Linked DNA regions of Homo sapiens: region 1 is linked to region 2. A link is an interaction called in ENCODE POLR2A ChIA-PET data of the cell type or tissue named here. Cell type or tissue: K562. All regions are shown on one strand. Region 1 overlaps ZSCAN2 (zinc finger and SCAN domain containing 2). Region 2 overlaps SEC11A (SEC11 homolog A, signal peptidase complex subunit).

Region 1 (4,000 bases), 75 kb before region 2:
GGAGCCACGCGGACCCCGGGCAGTAGCCCGAGGTGAGGGAATAGTGGGCCTGGAGCCAGCTGCCGGCAGCTCTGCTGGGGGAGGGGCGTCGGGGTCGCGCTCCGTATCCTGCGGGCCCTGCAGCCCCGATTTACGCGCCGGCTCCGCTCAGCGAACCGTCCCGGACGCGTCTCCCTGGCGGAGAGCTCCTTGCCTCTCCTACCGAGAAGCGCAGGCTTTGGACGGGAAGGGGCATTCGACGACATCCCGCGCAGCGTACACGTTTTACAGATGGGGAAACTGAGGTTCAGAGGGGGCGTGTCGTGCCCCAAGTCAGACCGCAAATTAGCTGACCTGGCACACTTTTCCCAGGCTCCCAAGTAGGAAGAGTTCTCTTACACCATATGCCAGTATTTCTTCTAGTCATTTGAGTAAATACACGTTGAGAGCTTCGGTTTTCCCACTAGCTTTTATTTTTTGTCCTTTTTTTTTTAAGCTTTTGTCAGCTTTTCTCCCCTTTTCATTGAGGGAGGGTTGTTAGTTGAGTCTTTATGATGTAGTAATGATTTTTTAAAAAATTTTTTTATTTTTGTAGAGACTGGGTCTCACTCTGTTGCCCAGGTTGGTCATGAACTCCCGGCCTCAAGCCATCTTCCCTCCTCGGCCTCCCAAAGTGCTGGAATTACAGGCGTGAGCTACAGCGCTTGGGCTAAAAATAATTTTGTATTGCTTTTATAATATTTTAAGTCGTTTGCAATTCCACTGCTTTCAATATTTTGTAGGTGCCGTCCCGTTCTTTTTTCCTGTGAGTTCATTTTTTTTTTTTTTTTTTTTTGAGACGGAGTTTTGCTTTTGTTGCCCAGGCTGGAGTGCAATGGCCTGATCTCCGCTCACCGCATCCTCTGCCTCCCGGGTTCAAGCGATTCTCCTGCCTCAGCCTCCGGAGTAGCTGGGATTACGGGCATGCGCCACCACGCCTGGCTAATTTTGTTTTTAGTAGAGACGAGGTTTCTCCGTGTTGGTCAGGCTGGTCTCGATCTTCCGACCTCAGGTGATCCGCCCGCCTCAACCTGCCAAAGTGCTAGGATTACAGGTCTGAGCCACCGCGCCCGGCTGTGAGTTCATTTTTAAAGGGAATTGAGGACTTACTGTGTCTATGGTTTTTCTGCCCTGCTGATTTTGTGTTTATCCATTATTTTCCTATCAGAAGGATTATCTTAAATCATTAATGATTAATCTTTGTCAATATAATTTTTAAAATATTAAAAACATACAGCGTAATGTGCAGATCTTAAATTTCATATGTTTGCTCTTGTGCCGCCATTGCCAAATGAAGATATTGAAAATTTCCATCATCCCAGAAGGCTCCTTTGAGCCCCTTTCCTGTCATTACCACCTAAAGGTAGCCATTATTATAGCACAGTTTCTTTTCTTTTTTTTCCTTTTCTTTTCTTTTTTTTTTTTTTTTTTTGAGACAGAGTCTGGCTCTTTCGCCCAGACTGGAGTGCAGTGGCACGATCTCGGCTCACTGCAACCTCCTCCTCCCAGGTTCGGGCAATTCTCCTGCCTCAGCCTCCTGAGTAGCTGGGATTACAGGCGCCCGTCACCATGCCTGGCTAATTTTTGTATTTTTGGTAGAGACGGGGTTTCACTATATTGGCCAGGCTGGTCTCGAACTCCTGACCTCAAGTGATCCGCCTGCCGAGGCCTCCCAAAGTGCTGGGATTACAGGCAACCACGCCAAGCCTATAGCACAGTTTCTAATACATGCTGCTATATGGGTGTGTCATAGTTTATTAGCCATTCCCTGCTGCTGGATTTTTAAGGACTCGATTTTTTGGTTATTTTTTTAAGATAAAGTACTGAGGGGCCGAGGCTGGATTGGAGAGTATATGCATGTTTTAAACTTCATACTTAAAGTATGGTAATAATGCAGTTGAGATATTGCCTTTCTTCCAAAGAAGCTCAGAGTGCTTTGACATCTGATCCATTGCTGATCCTTAAGATGCCCCCATAAAAACAGAAACATGAGTGTTATTATCTTTATTAGGTGGTCACCGAGTTTGGTGACTAAGTTGTATGTTAGGTCAAGGTCACACAGTGCAAGTCGAAACTGACTTAGGAGAGTCCTCAGTATTTCAGTCATGGGTTTTTCCCGGGGACTTTGCATTTCTGATACTCATTCTTTGGTGTTTTGGAAGGAACAATGCTGTATTTTTTGTGCTTGGGATACTTTTTTTTTTTTTTTTTTGAGACGGAGTCTCACTCTGTTGCCTGGGCTGGAGTGCAGTGGCGAGATCTGTGCTCACTGCAACCTCCGCCTCCTGGGTTCAAGAGATTCTCCTGCCTCAGCCTCCCAAGTAGCAGGAACTACAGGCCCCCGCCACCACGCCCGGCTAATTTTTGTATTTTTAATAGAAATGGGGTTTCACCATACCTCAGGTGATCCGCCCACCTCGGCCTCCCAAAGTGCTGGGATTACAGGCATGAGACACTGCACCCAGCCTTCTTTTACCACAGAGAGATGTTTTCAGGAATAAGCCATTTTTTCTTTAAGAAGAACAGGAAACGTCTGTTGGTTTGCATATGTAAGGGCCACTTGGTGGTCTGACCTGGGCTTTTGTGAGTTAGATTGCTTTAGGACAGTCTACCTATGGATTATGGTTCTCTTTTTTGTTTCTCAGCGGGACTACTTGTTGATATTTGAGGAGGGAAGTGTCTTACCTGAGAGCCTGGCTGGAGAAGACTGAGGTCCAAGGCTTGAAGCCTAAGTGATTGCCCCAGGACTGTGGATGATGGCTGCAGACATCCCGAGAGTGACCACTCCGCTGAGCTCCTTGGTCCAGGTGCCTCAAGAGGAAGATAGACAGGAGGAGGAGGTCACCACCATGATCCTGGAGGATGACTCCTGGGTGCAAGAAGCTGTGCTGCAGGAGGATGGCCCTGAGTCTGAGCCCTTTCCCCAGAGTGCTGGCAAGGGCGGCCCCCAGGAGGAGGTGACCAGGGGACCACAGGGTGCACTCGGCCGCCTCCGAGAGCTCTGCCGGCGCTGGCTGAGACCAGAGGTACACACCAAGGAGCAGATGTTAACCATGCTGCCAAAGGAAATTCAGGCTTGGCTGCAAGAGCATCGGCCTGAAAGCAGTGAGGAGGCAGCGGCCCTGGTGGAAGACTTGACCCAGACCCTTCAGGACAGTGGTGAGACGCAGAACCTCATAGGGAGAGGGCGGGAGCACCCTTCCAAGGTAGAGGAGTGTGGTGTTTCGGAGGAGGAGAAGGTGGTGTCCAAGGCAGAGTGGGGGGCTAGCGCCATCCCTCTGCTCTGTCTGCAGGCAGTCAGCGTGTTCATCAGCCTTTTAGTGTCCTCACTGTGTGCAAAGTCAGCTCCAGAAGTGCTAGGAGGGCCTTAGAGCTACATTTGAATTGTAAGCACAGTTTTTACTTCTGTGTTTATTTGGAGTGGTTGGGAAGGTGATGGAAGTTAAACGGGAGGAGATGGAGACCCCTGGCACCTTCACGTGGTTGTGCAAGAAACATCCAAATGGTTCTTGCAATTAGAGAAAACAATCTGATATTTTCAACATGACTTTTTTTTCTTTTTTCTTTTTTTTTTTTTTTTTGAAACGGAGTCTCGCTCTGTCACCCAGGCTGGGGTGCAGTGGCACAATCTTGGCTCACTGCAACCTCCGTCTTCTGGGTTCAAGCAGTTCTCCTGCCTCAGCCTTTTGAGTAGCTGGAATTACAGGCGTGCGCCACCACGCCCGGCTAATTTTTTTATTTTTCGTAGAGATGGGGCTTCACCATGTTCGCCAGACTGGTCTCAAGCTCCTAACCTCGTGATCCGCCCACCTCAGCCCCCGAAAGTGCTGGGATTACAGGCGTGAGTCACCACGCCTGGCCCCAAAGTGGTTATTTTTATGAAACCAAGAGAAATGACAAGTAAACCAGCTAATAACTAGGGACTTTCTGTGGTATAAAGTAATCCTGGGCTCTTAAAATCGTAATTTCAAACTTGAGCTCT
Region 2 (4,000 bases):
CCTGGCTAACATGGTGAAACCCTGTTTCTACTGAAAATACAAAAAATTAGCTGGGCATGGCTAATCCCAGCTACTCAGGAAGCTGTAATCCCAGCTACTCAGGAAGCTGAGGCAGGAGAATCCCTTGAACCTGGGAGGCAGAGGTTGCAGTGAGCTAAGATAGCACCATTGCACTCCAGCTTGGGCAACAAGAGCAAAACTCCATCTCAAAAAAAAAAAAAGCATAAAGGAAGCCAGGCACAGTGGCTCACACCTGTAACCCCAGGACTTTGGGAGGCCAAGGTGGAGGACTGCTTGAGCCCAGGAGTTCAAGACCAGCCTGGGCAACACAAGGAGAGCCAATCTCTACAAAAATTAAAAAAATTAGCCAGGTGTGATAGCATGCACCTGTGATCCTAGCTACTGAGAAGGCTGAGGTGGGAGGATTGCTTGGGCCTGGGAGGTGGAGGTTGCAGTGAGCCATGATTCTGCCACTGCACTCCAGCCTGGGTGATAGAGTGAGACTCTGTCTCAAGAAAAAAAAAAGCATGAAGACGTATGTACTACAGTAACAGACTTGCCTGTGGAAAAGCTCTATTCTTAAGATTTGTGTACATCCTGACTTTGAAATACCAGTTTAGTGTTTTATAAACACAATTTCCACAAAAGAAAGTGTTATGTTCCATTACGTGTCAAGCTCAGTAGAGGTACAATCAATGGAAAGTAAATTTATATAGTTAAGATTCTGTGCTTCTGCTGTTCATGTCTTAGGTTTTTTTTTTCTACAGAAACTTCCTTAATGCAGAGAGTACTAGACTATTACATTTTTTTAAGTAACAGCTCAAAATGGTCTATAGTTTCTATGTTGGGATTTTAAAAATAGCATTAAATAGTGTGGAATTTTTTCTTTTCTTTTTCTTTTTTTTTTTTTTTTAGACAGAGTGCCGCTCTGTCACTCAGGCTGGAGTGCAGTGGCGTGATCTCGGCTCACTGCAAGCTCCACCTCCCGGGTTCATGCCATTCTCCTGCCTCAGCCTCCAGAGTCACTGGGACTACAGGCACCCGCCACCACGCCCAGCTAATTTTTTTGTATTTTTAGTAGAGACGGAGTTTCACTGTGTTAGCCAGGATGGTCTCGATCTCCTGACCTTGTGATCCGCCCGCCTCAGCCGCCCAAAGTGCTGGGATTGCAGGCGTTAGCCACCGCACCCAGCCCAGAATTTTTTCAAAAATTGTCCAGAAGACAAGTTGAGTGAAAGCTCCCCTAACCTTTCGTAGGATGATGCATCTTTTACCCAACCAATGGGCCAGAGTGAGCAGACAGAGCTGTAATAAACACTTAAGAATCAAGACCCAGGCCAGATGTGGTGGCTCATGCCTGTGGTCCCAGCACTTTAGGAGACCATGGTAGGCAGGTCACTTGAAGCCAGGGGTTCCAGACCAGCCTGGCCAACATGGCGAAAACCCATCTCTACTAAAAATATAAAAAATTAGCCAGGAATTGTGGCACACACCTGTAATCCCAACTACTTGGGTGGCTGAGACATGAGAATCATTTGAACCTGAGAGGCAGAGGTTGCAATAAGCTGAGATTGCTCCACTGCACTCCAGCCTGGGCAACAGAGCAAGACTCTCCAGCCTGGGCAAAAGAGCAAGACTCTGCCTCAAAAAAAAGAAAAGAAAAAAAAAAGAAGGCCCAGATAAAGGAACACTCAGTTGTACTAGCAGGAGTATAAATGAAACAGGCTTGGCAAAATTTGTCAAAAGCCTTAACATATGAGTATGCTTCACCCAGTAATTCCACTTCTAGGAATTTACTCTGAAGAATGATTGGGCAGAAATGCTGAGATATACATAATAAGGATATTTATCATAACATTGTTCGCAATAAAAAAGCTGGAAACAATCAGAATACCTAACAACAGGAGACTGACTGAATAAAATCTATATGTTCTATCCATAGGATAGAGTATATGGTCTTTCCATACAGTGGAATAGCATACAGCTTTGAAAATGATGATATGATGATAAATATATTGATTTGTAAATACGCTAGTAATTTTTTGGGTAAAAAAGGGGTTATAAGATAGTGTGACCATTCTCCTTTCACACACAAAATGCGTTTTATGTTTGTATAAATATGTACATACTAGGGCTGGGTGCCGTGGCTCATGCCTGTAATCTCAGCACTTTGAGAGGCCAAGACAGGTGGATCATTTGAAGCTGGGAGTTTGAGACCAGCCTGGGCAACATATCGAGACCCCATCTCTACTAAAAATACAAAAAATTAGCTGGGTGTGGTGACACACACCTGTAATCCCAGCTACTCGGGAGGCTGAGGCACAAGAATCTTTTAAGCCCAGGAGGCAGAGGTTGCAGTGAGCTGAGATCATGCCACCCACACTCTAGCCTGGGTGACAGAGCAAGACTGTCTCCAAAAAAAAAAAAGGCAAAAAAAAGTACTCATTAATATTTTTATCTCTACACACAAAGGCTAATATAAACCAAAAAGTTAATAGTAAATATTTATGGAGATCAAGAAAAAGGAGACAAGAAGTGACTTTGCTTTTTGATTATTGATATTTTCTTATGTTTCTACATGAATCTGTACATTTATAATTTGAGGAAAAACAAAGACTCAAAGAGATTGGAGAGTTTAAATAATCACATTAGCAGCATCTTGGGAACTGAGGAAGATGGGGACTAGTATTTCTCAGAAGCACTGATGACCTAATTTGGATTATAAAAGTATTTTTAGCTCCATCAAAGGAAAAGTTCCTTAAAGCGGGGACATATTAAAACAACAATAACAACCACAGCTCTGCAGCAGGCAAAGCACAATGATACCTGTTCTGATCTGATCTCTTTGGCCCCAAACTGAGCATCTCTCGTGCTGTAACTGAGGAAGCTTTCACTTAGCAACTCATACTTCCTTCTCTATGGGAACTGCGTATCTCAGACCTGCTTACTGGTGTAATAACTCTGTATCCATACAGTCTGTTCTAGGTCAAAAGGAGCAGAGGTTCTGACAGTGGCAAAAGTGCCATGTGGCATCTAACTAGTGAGAATTAGCAACTATCCATTTCAGAAATGTTACGCTAGTAATTTTTGTATGATGGTAAGGTGGACTATGCAGCCAGCCACTTACGACCATCAGTATAATCTTAGATACATAACCTAACTCATTTATGTTTCCTCATCTGTAGAATGGGAATATTAGGGTTGTTCTGAGGTTAAAATGTGGTAATACTTGTAAAGCACTTAGAATGAGTCTCTGGTACACAATAAGCCCTAATAAACGTGAGTTATTGTTAATACTATTAATTACATTAAGGGAGCAACAATGCCATACTTCCTTAATACCAACAACTTACAATTCCTGTCCTCCACTGAACTGTTCTCCTGATAAAATCTGAAACAAACAGGCTTAATATAACTTTTTAATTTCATTCAACCTCATCAATTTCAAGACTAGAAATATTATGGATTAAATTAACATGATAAAACTAATTTGGATGAACACTTTTGAGTTATTGACTTAGTACTTCTTAAGAAATATAAATATAACGCCATCTCTACTAAAAAAAAAAAAAATTAGCCGGGCATGGTGGCGGGCGCCTGTAATCCCAGCTACTCGGGAGGCTGAGGCAGGAGAATCGCTTGAACTCAGGAGGCGGAGGCTGCAGTGAGCTGAGATCGCGCTATTGCACTCCAGCCTGGGTGACAGAGCAAGACTCCATCTCAAAAAAAAGAAAAAAAAAAAAAGAAATGTAACTTTCATGAGGCAGGATTAATAGTGCTCTAGACCCCCAGAGGCTAGCATAGTGTGGACGTAAGAGCACATGGAAGGTGCCCACTATTTCTTGAGTGAACCAAATAAGTGAACACATTTTTTAAAATTGTCACATCCAATTCACCATCTCATCACTAGTATTCTATTCTTTTATTGCACCCCACCCAGTTCCTCACCTTTGGAGTAGTATACCTGAAATTTTAGACACTTTTTAAGAAGCAAAATTTT

What was found. Peaks named below come from ENCODE experiments on the same cell type or tissue, not always from the same donor. Only the 100,000 strongest peaks of a DNase experiment are listed, where the experiment ranks them.
Region 1: POLR2A ChIA-PET joins it to region 2 with 6 read pairs; 5 of 35 experiments call an interaction of 5 or more read pairs at or near these places.

The regions. Positions count from the first base shown.
Region 1 is chr15:84,601,157-84,605,156 of GRCh38, forward strand. It overlaps ZSCAN2 (zinc finger and SCAN domain containing 2), which reads left to right. Exons shown (of 3, transcript NM_181877.4): 2 at 2,664-3,177. The coding sequence starts at 2,772. It overlaps LOC105370947 (a long non-coding RNA gene), which reads right to left. Exons shown (of 4, transcript NR_186225.1): 3 at 2,704-2,829. Among named protein-coding and RNA genes, the nearest start is that of ZSCAN2, 2.1 kb to the left of the region's middle. RefSeq lists a silencer at 71-220 and an enhancer at 2,268-2,896. In K562, no CTCF peak of the experiment used is centred here; no DNase peak of the experiment used is centred here; H3K4me3 peaks cover 716 bases.
Region 2 is chr15:84,676,579-84,680,578 of GRCh38, forward strand. All of the region lies in intron 4 of SEC11A (SEC11 homolog A, signal peptidase complex subunit), which reads right to left. Among named protein-coding and RNA genes, the nearest start is that of NMB, 20 kb to the left of the region's middle. In K562, no CTCF peak of the experiment used is centred here; no DNase peak of the experiment used is centred here.